Regions from separate parts of the Mus musculus genome. Here region 2 is linked to region 1. The links are chromatin loops, found by intact Hi-C in ENCODE. Cell type or tissue: left cerebral cortex. All regions are shown on one strand. Each heading gives the region's core, and the rest is flanking DNA. Links, peaks and the distances in the headings are about the cores only. Region 1 overlaps Gm30487 (a long non-coding RNA gene). Region 2 has its middle 27 kb from the start of Tmem61.

Region 1 (10,573 bases), core at 1,304-9,303:
AAAGACAGAGGCACAGATGGGAGAGATGCTACTCAAGAGTGCCTGGGGGTGCATACTGGGAGACGCTAGGAGGGGTTCTCCTTAGCCTTTGGAGTGCACTGCTCAGCTCATCCTTGGTTGAGACTTCTGGCCTCTAGAACCCCGAAATGACAAGGTTCTGCTGTTTAAGACAACCAAATTTGTGGTAATTTGCATTAGCATCTCTAGAAAATGAATATTATCACTTATTGGTTATCTTTCAGGATGCTGCATTTTTATAAAAATATTTTCAATGTGAATTTGAAACATGTCTTTTTATTTCTATTGGTGAATAAATATTTTATCTTTCTAGATGCTGGAAACTATACCTTTCTTATTTGCTCTAAAAAATACCTAAGAAAAGCAATTTAAAGAAGGGCTTTATTTTGGCCTACAGGTTGCCGGCACAGTCCGTAGTTGTGGGGAGTGTAGCTGCAGGAGCAGCTGCCCATGTGCTCACATCTGATCACATGATCACGTTTGACCACATTGCACCCATAGTCAGGAAGTGGAGAGAGATGAGCGCTGCTGCTCTTTTTAATTCAGTCCAGGAGCCATCTTCCTTCAACTAACCCAGTCTAAAAAATCCCTCCCAGTCTTGTCCAGAGGCTTGACTTGTGTGGCCCACATCCTGTCAACCATCAGATCCAGCTGCAGGGTACTACAGTTCCTTCTACCCCAACCCTGGGGTGGCCTAAAATCACAGAGTGCTTGACTGTGCTCTTGCCAGCTGCAGGTCCCCCAACCCCTGCAGGCTTTAACCCAAGCTGGACCCTGAATATTCCACGGCACCACCAAGGACTGCTAGATTGTGGCTCAAAATACCTGGGCTCCACACTGAGCCAAAGTCATTAAAGCCACATAACAACTCCACCTTGACTCTTTTGAAACTGTCCGTGTTGTAACAGCACCATGTCAGAAATACACACAGACACAACATCAGAACTTCATGCTGTGTCAGTTTCCCCAACTGCAATTCACTAAGTGATCTTGATTTCACTGGATAGTGGTCACCGGCCATCACAGATTTCCTAATTCCAATCTTAATTATGAGTACTAACTCTGAGGTCACACGTTACACTTCACATAGTTTATAGGCACAGCAAAGTTGAGCTGAATCCTTGAGTTCCTCGTGGACCTGTGGCCCTCACTTACACTCAGCATCTCCCTTGGCCATGGTCCATTTGATTGGCCTATGCTGACTCAGTCGACTATGAAATGGTTAGAGGCTGCACTGTAGGCAGATGGAGTGACCTGATGGAGCAAGGAGGTCTCCGTGGGGGACCAGAGAAGCTTTGCCAACTTCAGGGCAGAACAAAGCTGTTCCGGGGGCTGAAGCAGCTCCAGCTGACGCCTGAGACAGAGGCAGTGGTCCTTTCCTGGAGTGATTATCCTGGACACACTTGTGGCAAGAGACGAGATGATAGGTTGGCGTGGCTGACACATCTCAGTCTTGGACCGCTACTTTTATAGTCCCAGATGAGAGGACTATGTTCGGTGCTCTTGGTAAGTCCCCAGGCTTGCTTTGTCTGGTATCTTATGCTGCCTAGTGTCCACATGCCCCTGATGGACTTTGCCAAGTTCGTAGTTGACAGATTTTACACTCAAGAATAACTTACTCAGCAATCTGGGCCGCATGCTTCATGCTGGGCTGGTTGTTCGCATCCACAGACAAGATACAGAGTCACCCTGCCTCGTCACATGCACTCAAAGTGGAGTCAAATATAGCTTTAAAAAAATGAGTTCACTCAAGCTGGATATGACCTGTAAGCCTACTCCATGAGGACTAGCATTCATGGCTCTAGAAGATGCCAAGTAGGCTTCAAAGGGAGGGAATCAACTAATAGTCCTAAAAACTATGATGCCCATGAACCACAACAATGACCAGAATGCCATTAAAACACTTAGGGTCACAATAGTGGCACATGTACTACCTTAGTTAGGGTTTCCATTGCTGTGAAGAGACACCACAACCAAGGTCATTCTTCTAAAAGAAAACATTAAACATTTCATTGGGGCTGGCTTACAGTTTCAGAGGTTCAATTCATTATCATCATGGTAGGAAGCATGGCAGCGTCCAGGCAGACAATGGTGCTGGGGGAGCCAAGAATTCTACATCTTGACCCACAGGCAGCAGAAGGAGACTGGATTCCACACTGGGTGGACCTTGAGTGTAGGAGATCTTGAAGCCCACCCCCACAGTGACACACTTCCTCCACCAAGATCACACCTACTCCAACAAGGCCACAACTCCTAATCGTGCCACTTGCCGTGAGCCTGTCGTTCAAACACATGAGTCCAAGAGGGCCATACCTATTCAAGCTGCCACATGGTCCTTGATGGTAACAAAAACTCTTTAAGTCTGCCTGAGGTCCACTCTACAAGAGGGATCTCATACCTGGTACTGGGAACCTAGCCAACTTCCCAGCACCAGTGAAGTAATGGATCTTAGAGAATATCCTACAACGGCTACTTTGCTAAGCCAACCTAATCCCTAACTACATTCTCAATATTTGTCCTTATACCCACAGTAAGTGTAGTCCTCAGCTCTCATCAAGGAAACTTCTCTTTGCAGCAGACAGAACCACAACTAATGATGATGTTGAGTCTGTGAAGTCTGGTTCCAACTGATATCTACTATACAACTTCTACAACTAAGACTCAACAATCATTACAGAAGAAGGGTAGAAAGATTGTAAGAGCCAGAGATACAGGCAGTCTGCTGAGAGACTGTGCCAGAAACTGCACCCATAAACTCTCGCCATTATGGCTGACTAAACGTGAGCTGAACAAAGACCATGACAACAGACAGCATGCCAAAGCGGATGGAGGGAAGCCCATGAGGCCTCAACCCTGGATAAAGAACCACAGACAGCTAGGAAATGCTGAGAGTGGGAGAGATATCTTCCCAAGGAATGAGCTGTCAGCCCTGAAACTGTATACATACAAATAACATTATGCAGAATGAACAGGTTGCAAATATGTGTGTGTGTGTATCTGTATCATCTGTATCTGTATCATCTGTATCTGTATCATCTGTATCTGTTTATGTATATGTATATGTATATGTATATCTATATCTATACTATATCTATATCTATATCTATATATCTCCACTCTGTATCTGTCCCACAGTTCTTTACCCAGCCTCCTGTCATTGATCCTGTCCTTTCCTTGGCTGTCACACTCAAGTGTGTGAGAATGATTCATGCTTCCTTACATGTGTGACACAACTTGCTTCATGAGTCCTTGGAAATGGAATTGAGAGGGAAAGACCCCTTGAGGCTTTTTATTGCTGTCATCCCTACCCTGAAGAAAGCCAACTCCCTGGAAGTTCGGCTGGGATTCACTCCACCATACAGAACCTCAAACCTCAGGGGGCCTCATAGGGACGAAGCTTCCTCTCCACTTGACTTCTCTGTCCACAAAGGAGGCCGTTCCTCCACAACGTCATTATCCTCACCTCAAAACCAGAGTGATGAAGGGAGCAACACTGGGCACCTTGCTGGGCGCAGAGAGAGAGAGAGAGAAAGAGAGAGAGAGACTCACTCACTCACTCACTCACTCACACAAATAATAAAGAGAATACTTTTAAAATGAAGATTCATTACCCACAGGCAGGTGTTATTTTAAAGCAATTTTCTCCTCAGAGGAAGCATGCATACTTTCCACAGGGAGCCTATATATGCCTATATATGCCTACAGAAAAGTACCTTGGGAGTGGGCATATTTCTGAGCATGCGTAGTTCAAGAAGGAAATATGGGGCATGGCATAATGGCATACACCTGTGGCATTGGAGAGACTGGGGTAAGAGGGAGGCTTTTATATACTAAGTGTGTTTTCTCCCTTCATAGCAGGTAAAGTGCTGGAGAGATGATATTTAGTAAGAAATCCCCTTCTGGTTTGTATCTAGTTCAGGCTCTCCATCTTATTGCATTAGTAGCTCTGATCACTAACAAGCTGTGCCTTTACTTCTTAGGAGTTTATTCCATGAAAGAAGTATGCAAGGGGACAAAAGGTACTGGTGGCACGAAGATTGTCCTAGTGAAAAATCACGTGAGTCCCAGCAGGGATCCGAGGGTGTCCTCCATCCACGGCCGAGGATGGGCAAGGGTGGAGACGGAGTTACTAGTCCCTGTGGTTAAAGGCACTCTTGAGTTCCTAGCCTGACTCCTATAAGGACAGCCAGGGCAGGACACCAGCATGGGCTGGGTTCCAGTGCGGGTGGCACATGGCGGCGATGGGAGGAGGTGTGTGGTGGACCTGAAGGCTCATCTCTCCAAGGAGAGCAGAGAGCGGTGACAAGTTAGAACCCATAATCTCTCCAATGAGAGATTCCACGGTGACTTTCCAATGACCCTTTCCGCAAGAACTCACTTCCAAGGTTTCATTCGTCCCAACAGCACCACCCAAGGGACCAAGCTGCCAATCATAATGGACTCTGGAGTGACATTCAAGTGATATGTCAACCACGGCACAAAATTATATGTGATGTTTGCCTCTGAGTGTGTAGAACACAGTCCAAGATAGAAACCCCAAAGTGGGTTAGAGGGCTCTTGCTGCCTGTGTCGTTTAAGTCTGTTTGTTTGCGGTTGTGAGATAGACCCGGCACGGTCCACCTCACCTTTGTCCCTGTGTCACCTTTCCAGGCTCCACAGAGCACGCTAGGCTGACACTATTGCCTTTCCTTCAGAGATGAGGAATTTGAAGGCTCCACACCATCCTACAGCCTTGAGTCTGGGTGAGCCTGACTCCTTTCCAGCTGTTTCCTTTCCAGCTGTTTCCTTTCCAGCTGTTTCCTTTCCAGCTGTTTCCTTTCCAGCTGTTTCCTAAGGTCCAGAGAAAGCAGGATCAGGAGAATACAGGCTGAGTCTAGTGTGGCCCAACTGTCAGAGGCCAGGGCGCCCCTCCAGCTGGTGGGGTTTGGGGAGCAGGTGAAAGGAGCTGCAGTTTTCTGCCAAAATGAACCTCCTCCCAGTTCTAACAAGGGATGTGTCTGCTACAGACAAATATAAATGGCTGCCTGCAAATCAGTCAGGTAGTGTCTCTGTCTTCCCCAGAAACTGAATTTGGTGGGAGCAGGAGCTCTGTCTGAGGGGTTCTCAGCACCTGAGCCTGACATGTCTCTTTAACCACTGATTTAATTAATTACCAAGTACACATTGCGTCTGAATGCTGTTCAAGGTGCTGGGTTAGAGCAATGAACAGGGACCTTCAAGCAACCTCTGGCCTACACACACACACACACACACACACACACTCACACATATACACACACACTCACACATACACACACACACTCACTCTCACACACACATTCACACATACACACACACACACTCACACATACACACACACACTCACTCACACACACATTCACACATACACACACACACACACTCACACATATACTCACACACACACACACACACACACACTGCAGACCCTACTACAGGAGAGTGGAACACACTCAGAACAAGAAAGTCAGGTGCCTAGTGTGTGAGGTGATAACAAGGCTGGAGTGTTTGGGAGGAGTGGAAGGACTTGAAAGGACAGTGAGGGAAGCACCCTGGAGGGGCTGGGCCCTGGCCACAGTGTGGGGAGCTCGGCCTCCAGATGAGGAGGTGGGCCCATGGGAGTGATCCCATGGGATCCCAGTGTATGAAGATGTAGTATGTTAGGAGAGCCTGCACCCTCAGGGTCTCAGGTGGAGACGTGAAGAGAACTGTGAGTGGAGAATAAGTCATCTGACCTACTATTGCAGTATTGCTGCTAATTAGGGAGGTACTATGAACATGGATGTCCTTTGAAAGCCAACAACTTCCAAAGAGAAAGAGAGGGGGAGGCGAGAGGGGTGAGAGAGGGGAGAGAGAGAGAGCACAACACACTATGGGAGGCTACATGGCTAGAAAGATGGTATCTTTGCTTCCAGAGCTGGAGACAGGAGTTCACTGGAGAAACCCAGGCTCTGTTTACACTTTTTGATATCTTGAGCCATTCACTCTCAGACAGGAAAATGCTGAGCTGAGAGCATTAGTGGCACTCAAAGATGGGCCCCAGAGTTCACCCAGGGGAACAAATACAGCTCTGGGACAAATACAGCTTGCAGGCCAAGAACCATTGTAGCAGAAATGCTACCATAACTATGACCAGAAGATGGCGTCTGGCAACCAAGTTCAGCCCAGGAACATCACTGACTAGGCCTCTAGGAAAGGTTTCTTCCTGCAGGGGAGGCAAGGCTGGACAGAGCAGAATCAGCTGGGTAGGCTCTATTGCACTGAGTGACTGCATCGAAATATCATGCAGATTTCAAAATAGCCACGAAGAGACATCTGGCTACTCTCACCACACAGAAGTGACTCATGCTTAAAGCCATCAATATAGTAATCACTCAAATGTGATCATTACACAAATGCATCTAAACATCACACTTGTAATGTGGTAACTACATTTTAAAAATAGTTTTTAAATGTACCCAAAAATAGACAGTGAGGGAAGGGTGTACGGGTCTAAAGAAGCTTTCTTTTCTCACAGGACGGGAGAGAGAGACATGCTGGGTTGTTGGGGAAGTGCTGGCAGTGCAGGTGAGAGGGGGTATTTCATAGGGAGAAAAGATGCTCTCAGAGCCACTGTGGAGGGCACAGGGACCTCTTTCACAAAACAGAAGGTGCAGAAAGGTGCCTGCAGTCTGCAGATGCTGGGGGCAGGGGGTGGAGATTCTGTTCACACCATACATCTTTTCTCACCCACTGAACAGCAAGGCATCCGCTGCTGGGGAGGAGGGGAGGGAGTCGTGGAAGCCTGAGAAAACAGCAAGACCAGCCCTGGGTGAGACAGTGCTGTCTGGGGTCACAGGCTCTCTCTCTCCGAGACCCTGTGACCTCATGTGTGTAAGTGATAAGAATAGACCTGGCTTCTGAATTCTCTAAGAACGGTGCTGGAATTCACATGCTCAGACCATAACCTGCAAAGTGTAACAGGCTCTTGTTGTTTTGAGGCAGTTTCTCCTTCTGTAGCCCAGCCAGGCCTTGAACTCACAGCAATCCTCTTCCCTCAGTCCCTCAGCGTCTGGGGACATAGGCACCAACTATAGTATCCAGCTGTAAATTCGTTATTAGTTTTACAAATGACCAATCATCTTGGTCATTTTTTTTAAAAGACTTATTTATTTATTTTATGTATGTGAGTACACTGCCGCTGTCTTCAGACACACCAGAAGAGGGCATCACATCCCATTACAGATTGCAGTGAGCCACCATGTGGGTACTGGGAATTGGACCTCTGGAAGAGCAGTCAGTGCTCTTAACTGCTGAGCCATCTCTCCAGCCCCCCCCCCCCCCAAGCTGTAAGTTTTTTAATTAAAATAAACAGCAGGATCTGGTGGCATACACCTACAATTCAAATACTTGGGAGACAGAGGCAAGGATGTGACTGCAAGTTCCAGGCCAGGGACCTGAGGCTGTGGGTAGGGGAGGTTCCAGGAGTGGACTGCTGAGATTAACCTAGAGAAGGTGTGGAAGGGGGTGGATGGAGTGAAGAGGATGTCTGCGATGACTGACAGCTGAGGGAGCTGCTGGGAAGGAGGGTGTAGCCAGATGAGAGCCTGGTGAGAGTTTTAAAAGAGACACAGGTACCATAGGACAAGGTCAAGAGTTCAATGGAGGGAGGAGAGACTATGTGAGTGGCCAGAAGGCCTCTGACATAGAGGTCTTCATGCCGCACGGGTAGCATGGAGGCGGGTTATGGTGACCCACTGTGGGTTTGTCCGGGGGTAGAGAACAACAGGAGAAGAGGTGGTCCTAAGGAGCAGCTTCGTGCCTCTGGGAAAGGCGGGGGAAGAGTAAGTAGGATGCGGGCTATATGGAAGACAAGGCATCCTAGAGAAAGGAGGGAGGGAGTGTGGAGAGACCACAGAGGACAAGGCTGGGCGTGGGCTAGGATGTCTTGGGTATGATGAAGCTGGGAGGAAGGTAGGAAGAGAAAGACCAAACTTTCCCCACCTCTCACAGGAAGCGCTGGAGGTCTAGGAGCAGTGACTACAATGGACCAGCAGAGGGCACCAGTACAACAAGTGAGAAATCTCAGCCTGACGACAGATGGGGCAGAACCCAATGCAGCAAACACCTGCTCTAGAGAGAGATGAGCTGGATGCCGATCTGTCTCCACATTCCATGATGACCGCCCAAGCACTGCACGTGGGAGCAGGCTCTGTGGTCCAGTTGTCATGGCTGCCACATGCTAAGTGTGGTGTGTGCTCAGCCCAGGTGTCTTTAATGTCTCTTGGGGTCAAGACAAGGCATGGTCTTTCCTGAGAGTATAGAGAATCTGGAAGGCTAGGAACAGAAGAAGGTCTTGACTGTAGCCCTGTGCCTCTAGTATAGGCACCAGGTCACAGCTGTAGACAAGACAGTAGGAGCCCAGTGTTCTATGGTGATCGGTGTTCCCAAGAAGGACACAATGGATATGTGTGTGTCAGGAAGACAGTGGGAGAGACACACTTCTAAGTTGGTACACTGTGAGGCCCCTCAGCTCCCCCTACAGCACACCCACGCCTGCTTGGCCACAAGCTGTGACCAGGACTCCTCCGTAGGCTGTGCGTCTCCCCATGCTCCAGGATGCCCGCAGCCGAGCACAGGATGTGTGGCAGCCTGTGAGAAGGTCAGCTTCCTCTAATATCATGGGGACCTGCAAATGCCCAAAATGTCTACAACACTGCTCTTCCTCCTGCACCCCATTCCCAGTGGTCTTCCCTCTAACAACAGCACAGATCTTTCCGGACTCTGCCAGGCACGCCACTTCAGGCAGCGTTCCTGACCTCACCTTACCTCCCTGACTCCTCTCTGCCAAGGCCGTATACACATCACTGTGTGCCCATCTCTCCCTGTGTGGATCTGGACAAAGTGCTTCCAGAGCCCAGCCACCACTCAGGAGCGGCTCTCTGCTGGGTGTGGTGGAACCAGTGCAGAGGCAGAGGACAGCAAACGCACAGGCCTGAAGGGGCAGTGACAGTGGCCATAGTGGGAAGTGAAGGGTGGTGAAGGAACCTTGCAGGGGAAGAACAGGCAAGGGACGTTGCAGGTGAGGCTGTACAGCATTGCCATGGCACCCATTTGCCCACTCCCAGTCTATTCCATCAATAAGTGGCGGCCATAACTCCGACCTCACCAAGGGGAGGGGAAGCCAGCTGAGAGAGCAGCTGTGGACATGTTTCAGGTTTCACCACACTGATGGAATTCACATCCATCAGTCAGGCACGGAAGGACAGTGTTCAGGTGTGATGGCAGCCTCACCTCATGAACGCCCAACCCTGCCCAACTCGGGATCTGGATCTGAAAGACCCCCAAGGGCACGAACCCCATTGGCATCAAGTGAGGAAAGGTCTAGGGAGGAATCCCCAGCATCCAGGGCCCCAGGGCAAGTGGCAGGAAGTGGAGAATAGCTATAAATGTGAGGAGGTTTCGAGCCTCCAGGCCAGGGTGCTAATGATGCAGGGAGGCCAGCCATCTGAAACCCCCTGGCAGCACCCAAGCATAGCCAGCCTGCTCTCCACTGTAGGAAAAGAGAAACTGAGGCTGAGGAGGACTTCTCTGGAACAAGTCCCCACTCAGGGTGGAGGAGGGAGGGAGCTCCCGGGAAGAAGGGGGAAGGCCCTGGTGTAGGTGGACAAGAAACAGGGGCTCAGGCACAGAGCTTGGGCAGAGGGGAGAAGGAAGGTAGAGCAATGAGAAAGCAGGGTCACTGGGGTCTCCAGCTGCCCAGGCCAGTCTGCACCACTCTAAGTGACACCTATGGTGTGAGTGGGTGATACATCGTACATCGTCACCACCAGATTCAGCCCTGGGATGCTGTTGCCATCTGTCCCTATGGGCCTGTGTCCCCCATACCTCACAGAAACCCTGGTCATCTATGCCTGTCCACAGCTCAGTTTCTCCAAGACACCCATCCCACATAGGCTGTACATCAGGCTGAGACCCAGGACAGTAGCCATACAGAGCACTGCCTTTGTCTTGGCCATGGCTGCCCCTGGCATGTTCATCAGGGAAAGAGTCGTTAGCATCTCCCTAGTGCCCCCTCCAATCTCCTAGGCTCTCCCCAGGATCACTTTCACAGGGTTTCCCAACCTGAGTTTGTTGTGAGGAGAGCCACCTGGGCAGCCCCCACTCCCCCCCCCCCCCCCACCGCATGCCTCGGTTTACATCAAACACATTGGGGCTGCCACCTGTCTGCCTCACATTGCAGGCCCCATAGCACCTGGCTCGCTGGGCAGCAAAGATGGCAGGGCCCTGGTCTCAGGTAAAGGCCTCGTGTCCTTGAGGGTTGGGTGATCATTGCAGAGCCTCAGGGCACCCTGTCTCCCTGGAGCCCTCATGTCTGCTACTGACCTGCCAGGTTGGGGACACACAATCCTATGGAGGATGGCCTTAGCTTTAGTGTAGCATGCCATGCCCAGTGAGCACTTGAACCTGTTATTTAAGGTGCCAACAGGTGCCTTCCCAGGATATTTTGTTGAGTTAAAACAAACAAACAACTAGAATCAATATTATTTCCTAACTA
Region 2 (10,573 bases), core at 1,810-9,809, 62 kb after region 1:
CATAGACACCATTGTCTCCTCTCCTGAGGTCAGGTGGCAATTAGGGACTGTGAAACATCTAAGGGGAGTAGTGCACACTGAGTTTGTGAAGCTCTGACAAAAAACAAAGTTCAAGCACCATTTCTGCTTGCTCTTCTTCCCCCTCTGAAGCTCTGAGAGGATGGATGACCTGCTGAAGGTCACACAGCTGTCTACAGGGCTGTGCCAGCTGCCGCTGGTGGTTGATTGACAGCAAGATTACTGAATGAGAGCCTTTATTTGGTCTTGGAATCCTAGCCTGTGCCTCTCTGACAGGGGGAGGCAGGGTAGTTGCAAGATGCTAGAGTACGAAACAGCATAACCCAGTCTTAGCACCAGTCTGGTGGCTCATGATGACTGTCACCCTTCTGTTTGCTCAGGAACATGCCAAGAGTCCCGTGTGTATGCTGAAGGGATGAGAATGAAAATTCCAGACGGGTTAGGGATGTAGCTCAGTGGCAGTGCATTTATCCATCCAGTACTCATGAGTGAAATCCTGCATCTCATCTCTGCATCCAAAATCAAAATATAAAACACCAAGCCCACAAACAGAAAATAAGTGGGCACCCCCTTGTGGTGAGATCTGCCATCAGGGAAAGCACAAGGCTTCAGTGGTGACCGCATAAGTTATGTTCCAGGGCCAGGGCACAGACTGCCAGGCCAATCTCAGCCACCCGTCCTGCAGCCCAGGGCCTTCAGGGATGGCCATCAGTGGCCCAGGGTAACAGCATCTGAGATGATCAGGCGCAATAGTCCAGTGGACCATTTGGTGGCCCCTGCTACTGCCTGCCTCTCAGGTCCCAGAACAGCATGCCCAGTCAGAATGGCCGGGAGTAGGTGTTAGTCACAAAATCTGTGAGAGAAAAACCACAATTATGAGCCAAACTCGAAGCAAGCTTTAATTAAATACTGGCCAGAAAGATGGATTCTGGTCAGGTCCACCCACGGATTCCCAGGGAATAGTCACGAGTCACATTTTGCAGAAGCTTAAAAAGGCAAAAATTCACTGCAATTCCCACTAGTTTGGACCAAGGGCAAATATACACCCTGGTATATCTCCTCCCTACATACCCCCTGCCTACACGTGCTCAAGGTCATCTGGGAGAATCGGTTCAAACAAACTTGTTTAGGGGAGTGACAGCATGTGGCTATTGCCCAAGAACTACAGCTTCCAGCATTCCAGGAAATTATCTTGTCCTTGGGACAAGTAGGGCTTACAGGTTAACTTCGGCTCTTACATTGATAGCACTTCCTTGCTTCACAGGTGACACTGGAGCTCAGGAATGGGGGGCAGGGTCTTCTCTGCCACCTCTGAAGTACCTAAGTCTGTGACTGCCCTCACATCGCTTAGGCCTGAGTAGCTCAGACAGGATTTACTGCTGCAGAGCATGCTGGGAATGCTGCTCTCTGTCCTGCTCTGATTCTCCTTGAGCATCTCCAGGTAAGGCCAGGCCCACCGGAGTAAAGACCAACTCGTTTCACCACGTACACCCTGGCAAAACATCACTACTTGATCTCCTCCAGGTGTCCCTGATCTACTGGCTGAGATTATTGCTAGTAATATGTTTGCCTTTGGGTTCCACGGCCTTGGCCCAGGCCACATAAGGTTGAATGAACTTCTACCTTCCTGAGGTCCCTGTCTGGGGGTCAGAACGCTTCAGCTGCCTGACCCCTTCCTTACCCAGGGAGCACCCACGTCACCAGACCTCAGTCTGGTGCTTCTCACCCAGACACAGCACAACCACCCCCTAATTGGCACCTGACTCCAGCTCCCTGCTCACCCATCCTCCACTTCCCACCCCACCCCACCCCCGGAAGTGACTTCAGACTCAGCCCACCCTCCTTCTGTGTCATCTTCCTAGCCGCTGCTAACACTGGGGGTCCCTCCGTATGTCCTACTGTCTAACCCTGGTCCCTGGCGCAGTTGACTTTTCAAACTGGGAGAGTGATCTTTGTCCATCTGGGTCCCACTGAAGCTTGGTTAGAGATAAGCATGCAGATGGAATGGATGAAAGCGGGGATAGGAGCCAGATGCCAACTGCAGGGCTGGACAGGCAGGGCCAGAGGCAGCTAAGGAAGTGTGTGCGTGCGTGTGTCCCCTGTGGCACTCTACTCAGGCTGAACTGCACTTCCTAGCTTATCAGGAGAGCGCGGAGTCTAACTGGAATTCTCTGGTCAGCTTCCGCCCTCTGGCGGGCAGGGAGAGCAACCCAGCTCCTCACTTCCACTTGTTGTCTGTGCTGCCACCTGGTGGCCTCTCGGTGACAGCTTTTACTTTTCACCCCTGGGCTCGAGGGTTTGAAAAATTTGGAGTCAAACGAACCTTAGTGGACCGAATCCTAGTAATCTTCCCATTGTACTTATAAAACATATATCCAAGAGATAAACAGCAAGGGCCACTGGTATACACCCACTAAGCTTCAGTCGCCATCAGAGCATCACTTCCAGTGGCCTATGACTCCCTCCTGGGGGCAGGTGTACGATTTGGAAACACTGCTTAATAACCCCGTCCCATTCTTGCCCGTATAGGGCAGCCAATTAAGTAAGTTCTCACAGCATCTGCTTTGCGCTCCAGCACTGCGCTGACAGCATCCACACTGTATGAAACAGAACCGGCCCTCACTCTCACACAGCATACAGGTTCCGGCCTGAGACAGACCTTATCAAACAGTCCTGAAAACTGAGTGTGGTGGTGCTCGCCAGCAATCTCCACACTTGGGAGTACATCTGACAGCAATGAGGAACCAGGAAGGTGCAGCAGGTACCAGTTTGACACCGGAGCCTTTGTTTCAAAAGAATTCCCAGTGCTACCTGGAGAATGAGTCAGAGTAGGTACAAGTGACTTCAAGGTTACTATGGGACCCAGGAAGTTGACGAAGAAAGTGGTCAGAAAGAAGTCACTCACATCACATCAAATACACTCAGGAGTCAATACACATAGAGAAAGCAAGAAGACATGATGGTGGCATATCTTAGATGTCCATCTTATCTAGGTCATGGGCAGTGGTCACTTCCTGAAATGACGTCTTATGTTTGGTGGGTATTGGGGTCTAGCCCAAACCTCTGTGAACCTCCATTTGATAAACTGTCACAAAGGGAACTGGCAGGCTCTGCTGGGCAGGTTTGGCACCTGGGCTCCATTCCCACAATCACAGAGGGTAGCAGGAAGGGGGCTTATTGAGATAGGTCTCATGGAATCAGGCTGTTTCCTGTGGCAGAAGGCATTCACAACCTAGGGACATTTCACACTGGAACACCTGAGAAAGAGTGCAGAGGTCAGGTCTGCAGCAGCAAGACACAAGGCCTCAGGGCTCAATTCTGCTAGAACTAACGGAACCAGGAAACTGCCTCTATATCTGTTCCCCATAGAAGAGATGAACAGACAGATACTTTAATCTGGGCCTCTGAGAAACAGGAAGACAACCCAGTGGCCCTTCTTTGACTTCTGGTCCACAGGCCTGGGAAGTAACAAATTCATCCAACTTTAACCTCTTAGAAATGTCTAGAAAGGTAGGTTGTGAACAGGGCATTCAGGCGGAGTGCTTTGGAGAGAGGAAGTAGCCGCTGTGTTCTTTGCTTCAAGGGCCTCAAGGCAGGAAAACACAGCAGTCCCCTGTGATGGCTATTTTGATTTTCCTGATATCAGCTCTGGAAGTTGACCTTGATCCAAAAATACTTCAGGGAAAATGCTCTAGGAATTGTCAGCATCTTAAAAATGTTCACTGAAGTATGTTGTTATGATTTTCTCTTTTATCACTTGTTATTGTTTTTAGTGTCTCACTGTGCCTGATTCTTAAATTAAGCTTTATCATAGGTATATATTTGGAGCAAAGAGCATTATATGTATGTATGTATGCATGTATGTATATACATATACATATATATACATACATAACACACATAACACATATCTACATCTACATCTACATCTACATCTACATCTACATCTACATATACATATACATATACATATACATATACATATACATATACACACATGTATTTGTTAGCATTTCCTCTAGGAATGGTTCACATATAAAAGGACCCTTCTTATTTCTTCTTCTTCTTCTTCTTCTTCTTCTTCTTCTTCTTCTTCTTCTTCTTCTTCTTCTTCTTCTTCTTCTTCTTCTTCTTCTTCTTCCTCCTTCTCCTCATCCTCTTCTCCCTCTCCCTCTCTCTCTCCTTCTCCCTGTTCCTGCCAGCCTCTTCTCTTTTTTTCTCTCTCCTCTCTTTTTGTCCTTCTCTGTCCCCTTTCTTTCTGTACATCTACTCCCTTTGCCCTTCCCCAGACCCTCCTTTCCATGTCCCAAATAAATTTCATTTTATACTAGAGCTGTCCTATGGCTGATATGGGGTGGGGGAGGGTGCCTCAGCATGGGCCTGCTAAGGCACCCCCTCTAGCCACATCATGCCATCACATTACAAAACATATCACACACACACACACACACACAGCACTCTCAGTCTTCATTACCCACTTGGATTCCTAGACTATATCTGCATGGACCATTGGGGGACCCTATATTTCAGTGGTTCTCAACTTTCCTAATGCAGATCCTCATGTCATGGTCACCCCCAACCATAAAATTATTTTCGTTTCTCCTTCATAATTGTAATTTTGTAACTGATGCACAGAATATCCGATATGGGACCCCTGTGGGGGTCTCTACCCACAGGTTGAGAACAACTGCTACAGAGGCTCCTAGGATGTTCCTAGGATCTGCTAGGTCACTAACGCCAGTGACTCAAGGCTTCAGTCAAGGGGATGGCTGTAGCTGAGAGTCTATGGGGTTGTCTGCACGAAAACACAACATTTACCTCAAAGGAGATGAGAAATCGTTTATTATAGAGCCAACCATGAGTGACGAAAGCCAGAGAACATAGATTTAAGCCACTCCAAATTCCATGATCCAAGATGGTGACAGTCTGATGAAGTTTTTATAGTGATGAAGAAAGTCATAAGTCGGGCAGGTGCTTTCTAAATACATTGCAACAGTCCCCAATTCCTGACATCCCGATTTACATGGCTTCAGTTTCCTGAAATTGACCTTGGTCCAAAACTACTGCAAAGAAAATCCCAGAAACAAACAGTAAGTTTTAAATAAGTTTCTTTTCAGTATGTTGTAATTAACACAGAATGTATGGTGCCATCTTGAAATGAGGAAGATCATTTATTCTGGGGATATTTTGAGTAACCACGGCTTAAGTTACTCCAAATTCCATGTTCTAATGTGGAAGCAGTTTCATGAAGTTTTTATAATTTTACAGTGCTGGGGGAGACATAAATCAAGGCAAGTTTAACATACACTGGCTCACCTGGAAGACAGATCCAAGAGTATCTCTCGAGTTCAGGGCTAGCCTGGTTCTCAGAATGAGTTCCAGGATAGCCACAACTACACAGATAAACTTTGTCTTGTGAAACCGTAGGTAAACAAAGAAAAAAACCCTGGGTATCATTTCTAACTACATCTAAGAACCTCAAGAATGCCCTAGTCTTAAAGACACACCTATTCCTTCCAAGGGAGAAGCAGTCTACCCAGCCCCGAATAGATGACCTTGCATTGATGCTACAACCCCTGCGTTCCCCATGCTTACAGAAGGCCAGACGACAGCTGCCTCCCTCGCCTTCATAAACAAAGAGAGCTCGTTCCTCATCCATCCCTGACAGACAGTGTAGGTGTGGATTTTCTCAAGCGAGTTCTCCTTGTGCCCTCGGGAGGAGAACTGGAGAGCCAGGGGTGGTTCTTTGCCTTCTTCTTTGCTCTCCATTTCCTTTATGTATATGGGTGTTTTGCCTGCCTGTCTGTCCGTGCACACAAGTGCCCATGAAGGCCAGAAGAGGGCATCAGATCCTTAGACCAGAGCTGCTGTAGGAATCAAACCCAGATCTGGAAGAGTAGCCAGTGCTTTTAACTGTGGAGCCATCGACTATCTTACCTTGTGTGTATGGTGAAGATAAGATGGATCATTTGAGTGTGAAAATCTAGCAACTACAAGCAACTTTCCTATGCTGCAAGAAACCACAAACACCACCTGCACTCAACCGTCCCACCTCCCCGGAGCTGACTAGAGGCTCAGAAGGAAGTTGGCACCTTTGCTTGGCTTCTCAAGTCCAGATGCAACCTGAGGCTAGACCATTAGCTATGCCTGCTGGGCTTTGCCTTTGAAAGGGTGACCCAGGAAAGACTTATTATCAGGGAGTGTTGCAGCCGGGGCCAGGTCTTCCACTGCATTGCCACAAATGTCCTGGTGGTGATGTCTGAGGATCTGCCTAGCCCCAGTCAAAGCACACAGCACAGGAAACTTCAGCTTCCTGGCTGCCTCAAGACATCCATGAGTCTGGAATCGTCCCTATACCCTGCTAGTGAATTCCTGTCCTGAGGTATGAGGTGGTGGCAGGAGCTGACAAACCAGCAGAATTTAACATACTATTGAATGCTTTTGATTAGACCCCAAACTAACTCCTCTAAACAGCGTCCCCTCCTCCCCCATGCTTTCCTCTCTCCTTCTTCTCTCCACTCCAGGAAGTGAAGATAAACAATCTTGATAACTTTGGGCATGTCCTTGCCTCTGGCCAGCAACATTGCCGCCACGAGTCTCCCGTGGTATCTGACAGTAGATGGCTATTTTCCTGATTCTCAAATCAAACCGTTTATGTCCTTGAGATATCAGGATCTCTGCTGACTAAGAGGAACTGAAGGCCACAGGAGACTGAACAAAATTCAAAAGAGTCCATTACTCAAAGCCAGTCGGGGTGTCAAGTCCTCTCTCTACCTCATGCTGTGCACTCCACCCGGGGTGACTGGCTTGGGAGGGGCAGTGTCGCAGATTTTCTGTTCCTCTACCATGGTACAGTGGTCCTCAACATCCCTGCTGCTGCAATCCTTTAATACAGTTCCTCATGTTGTGGTGACCCCCCCTCCCCCAACCATAAAATTATTTTTGTTGCTACTTCATAACTGTAAGTTTGGCTACTGCTATGAATGGTGATATAAAATTTGTGTTTTCCAATGGTCTTAGGCGACCCCTGTGAAAGGACTGTTCGACCTCCAGGTTGAGAACTGCTTGCCTAGTGGGCTTTGACCACCTACTAGTCCATCATCCCTGGAATGCACTCACCTGCAACTCCAGAACCAAGATGTCCGTCCCTTCTCTGAGCCATTTGTGTGCTGTGCTGACGATGCAGATGCTGTGCCAAGCCCTTCAATGCCAGATGAGAGAGTGAGTAAAAGGTTTAGTGAGGACTTCTCAAAAGACAAAGAAAAGCAACTAGCCTACTCTGGGTTGCACAGCAAGGCCACAGTTGGTAGGGATTTGTGTAGCTTATTGCCACTGACAAGTGTGGGAAAATGTGGTTGCCAATAGTATTGGACACAGAGCCTTCAAGAGGAATTCATGTCTTTGCCACGTTGGCCTGTTCTTGGAAGAATGAGTAAGTTTCCAGAAACACGTGGGTCAGTTCTTTGTCTTTTCCTCTTCAGCCCACACCACCCACAACTCTCGTGTCCTCCCCTCCATGTGATTCCACCAGATTATTATTACATGAGCCCCTCACCAGGGACAACCATCAGGTCTTGGAATCCCCTGTCTCCGGAATATGAGTTAAATAAACCTCTCTTGCTGTAAATTACCCAGTCTAAGCATTCTATTACAGTCACAGAAAATGAACTAAGACAGGAGTTGAGTTGGAGTTTGAATCCAAGCCTGTCTGAACCCAGAGTACCATGTGTTAGCACAAGCCTGTCCCTAAAGGACCTAGCGGCTTATGTCACCCTCCATTGATAGGTACAACAGATGTGCATAAAAGGCCCCCAACCGGGGCTGGAGAGATGGCTCAGCGGTTAAGAGAACTGACTACTCTTCCTAAGGTCCTGAGTTCAAATCCCAGCAACCACATGGTGGCTCACAACCATCCATAATGAGATCTGACGCCCTCTTCTGGTGTGTCTAAAGACAGCAATAAATAAATCTTTACCAAAAAAAAAGGCCCCCAACCATCCTAGATCTCTTTTCTCTCTCTCTCTTCCTCCCTCCCTCCCTCCCTCCCCCCTTCTGTCTGTCTGCCTCTGTCTCCCCCATGTCCTCATTTCCAGACAGCCTTTTGTTCTCCCACCCCACTCAAATAAACTTCTTACACTAGGTACATTGAATGGGGTAATTTCTCAGCCACACACCTCGGCATAAACCCACCAAAGGTGCCCCTGCCTCTCCATGCTTTATCCTAACACCATGCACCATTCATATTTATGCCCTCCCTATAACCGTGTACATGATGATCACCATCAACACAATCACCACTTTCATCAAATCGCTCTACACTGTGATCACTGTCATCACCCACCCTGTCAACCACTAATGACCAGCAGCCACCTTAAGAAAGGGCCACCATTACCTAGCCATCACCACCTCCTCTACCACCACTAGAACCAGAGCCACTGCCATTTCCCACAGCAGCAGCATCACTGTGATCAGCGACAACTCCAATACCATCACTACCATAGCTACCACCACCCGATACCATCATCAACACCATCCAGCATAGCTGCATCTCTGGGTTTGTTTGAGGTGGGTTTGTCCTCTCGGGCTTTCTGGACTCTGCCAGACACTAGCTTAGAGCGGACAGGGTGAAGTCTAGAATGGGTGGGATCGAAATCTGCCTCTTCCCTCTGGTGAGCGTGTGTGTGTGTGTGTGTGTGTGTGTGTGTGTGTGTGTGTGTGTGTGCGCGCGCGCGCGCACGCATGTATGCATAAGTAATGGACCACCATTACCTAGCCATCACCAACTCCTCTACCACCACCAGAAACAGAGCCACTGCCATTTCCCACAGCAGCAGCCGCACTGTAATCAGTGACAGGCTTCAGAAAGGGCTGCCTTGGGTGGAAGACTTGCCACATCTGTGCACACACAGATGCCCCTGCAAGACAGGCCAGGAGTGGTGAAATAGGGTCTGGAATGAACATGGTGGTCCTGGGCCTTCTGCTTTCTCCATCTCAGGGTGTTCAGATGCTGCTGCACACCAGGCTGGAAGGGAATGGGCAGGATCCCAGTCAGGCTTTATGGGGTAGGGGGGGCTTCTCCAAGAATCTTAGTGTTACAGCTCTTTTAGGTGACGATTTTCTCTAAGGATCTTCTCCAAGGCTCTTCAATGAAACAGCTCTCTGAGACAATCTTAGCCGGTGCATATTTCTTTAGAAACAGCTATTTGAGATGATTTTAACCTGTGTATATTTCTTTATTCGGGGTGGGTTTGAACGCATGTGCTTTATTTGGGGATGAACCAAGGGTTATATATTTTGAAGGAAGGGGGTAAGACTCTCCAGGGTGGGCAAAGGGTCTTGGTTGAAGGCTAAGGCTACTGAGAAGCCTCATTGCATGGCGGAGACTTCCAGGTGACTGACTACCTGTGACCATCTGGTTGCAGGTCACTGGATTATTATTACAAGGCAGTCACAAAGCAGGGAGGGGGTTAACCCCACTCCTGCCAGTCTCAGGATGAGATCCTAATCCCGGTTTTTGAGATTTCCAGAGTTTGGACATGCTCCGCCTTGCCAGTTCCACTCCTATTCTTCTGGTGGTGTGGTCCACATGCCCCACAGTAACTATAGCCAGGGTTACCCCACCCACCACCACTCCATCATCAGCACACCCATCACCACCTCCTGGAATGCCACTACCAGCTTCTCCCCGGAGTTCCTAGCTGTCCACCACCATCTCAGTTACCCCAACTAATACAATTACCACCACAATTACCACCACCACTTCCGTTCTGGCACAGTCACTGTCGCTGTGTCACCAAATGCATTCCAGTAGCTTTAGAATACAGATAGGGAGTTCCTTCCCCTCTGGAGATGTCTATTTCACCCCTAAACAACAGCGCCCACACTCCTTCCACTGCACATCCTCCTCTGGTGGCTACTCCTATGATGCTGTGTTTGAGAGAGCCACAGAGCCCACGGGGAGCATGGCTGAGGTAATAAACCGTTTCTGTGAGGAGCATATCAAACACCTGGAAACATCAGGCTCAGAACAAATAATGAGGCAAGGCGGATCCTCTCCTCACCTGAATGATCTTCCATTATGAGCTCCGAGGTCAGAGTGACCTAAGTTTCAACCTGCCTTTGCCTCTACATAGCTACATAACTGAGTCAGCCCCTGTGGTGGCTAATCCAGTTGTCAGCTTGACTATATCTGGAATGAATCACAATCTAGAAATGGAGGGCACACCTGTGATCTGGATATTGAGGCATAGTGGTTATGAAAAGTTTAGACCCAGGCAAGGTGGCACACCTTCTAATCCCAGGAGGCAGAGCCAAGCAGATCTTTGAGTTCAAGACCAGCCTGGAACAGAGAAAGTTCCAAGTAAAGAAAAGCTCAGGTCCAGGCATGGTGGCACACACCTTTAATCTGCTGGAGGCCCACGTAAGGACAATGGAAGAAGGAAGGCTTCCTTCTTCTTCACCTGCTTGCACTCACTCACCAGCGCATCTGTTGGAACCCACTTCTTCAGGATTCCAGTTTACACAGAAGTCCAGCTGAAACACCCAGACTCGTGGG

The links. A loop is a pair of places that touch in the nucleus more often than their neighbours do. Peaks named below come from ENCODE experiments on the same cell type or tissue, not always from the same donor. Only the 100,000 strongest peaks of a DNase experiment are listed, where the experiment ranks them.
Region 2: it touches region 1 in a loop (9-fold over the local background); 33 of 42 quality-filtered maps call a loop at or near these places.

The regions. Positions count from the first base shown.
Region 1 is chr4:106,466,319-106,476,891 of GRCm38, forward strand. It overlaps Gm30487 (a long non-coding RNA gene), which reads left to right. Exons shown (of 4, transcript XR_376500.3): 2 at 3,999-4,075; 3 at 4,669-4,760; 4 at 8,029-10,573. Among named protein-coding and RNA genes, the nearest start is that of Gm30487, 7.1 kb to the left of the region's middle. In left cerebral cortex, for the core only: CTCF peaks have their summits at 6,182 (motif pointing right), 7,213 (motif pointing right) and 8,055 (motif pointing right); DNase peaks (open chromatin) are centred at 6,215, 6,741, 8,100 and 8,512; H3K27ac peaks cover 1,051 bases.
Region 2 is chr4:106,527,757-106,538,329 of GRCm38, forward strand. No RefSeq gene overlaps it. Among named protein-coding and RNA genes, the nearest start is that of Tmem61, 27 kb to the left of the region's middle. In left cerebral cortex, for the core only: CTCF peaks have their summits at 2,230 (motif pointing left), 2,435 and 5,855 (motif pointing right); DNase peaks (open chromatin) are centred at 2,213 and 5,860.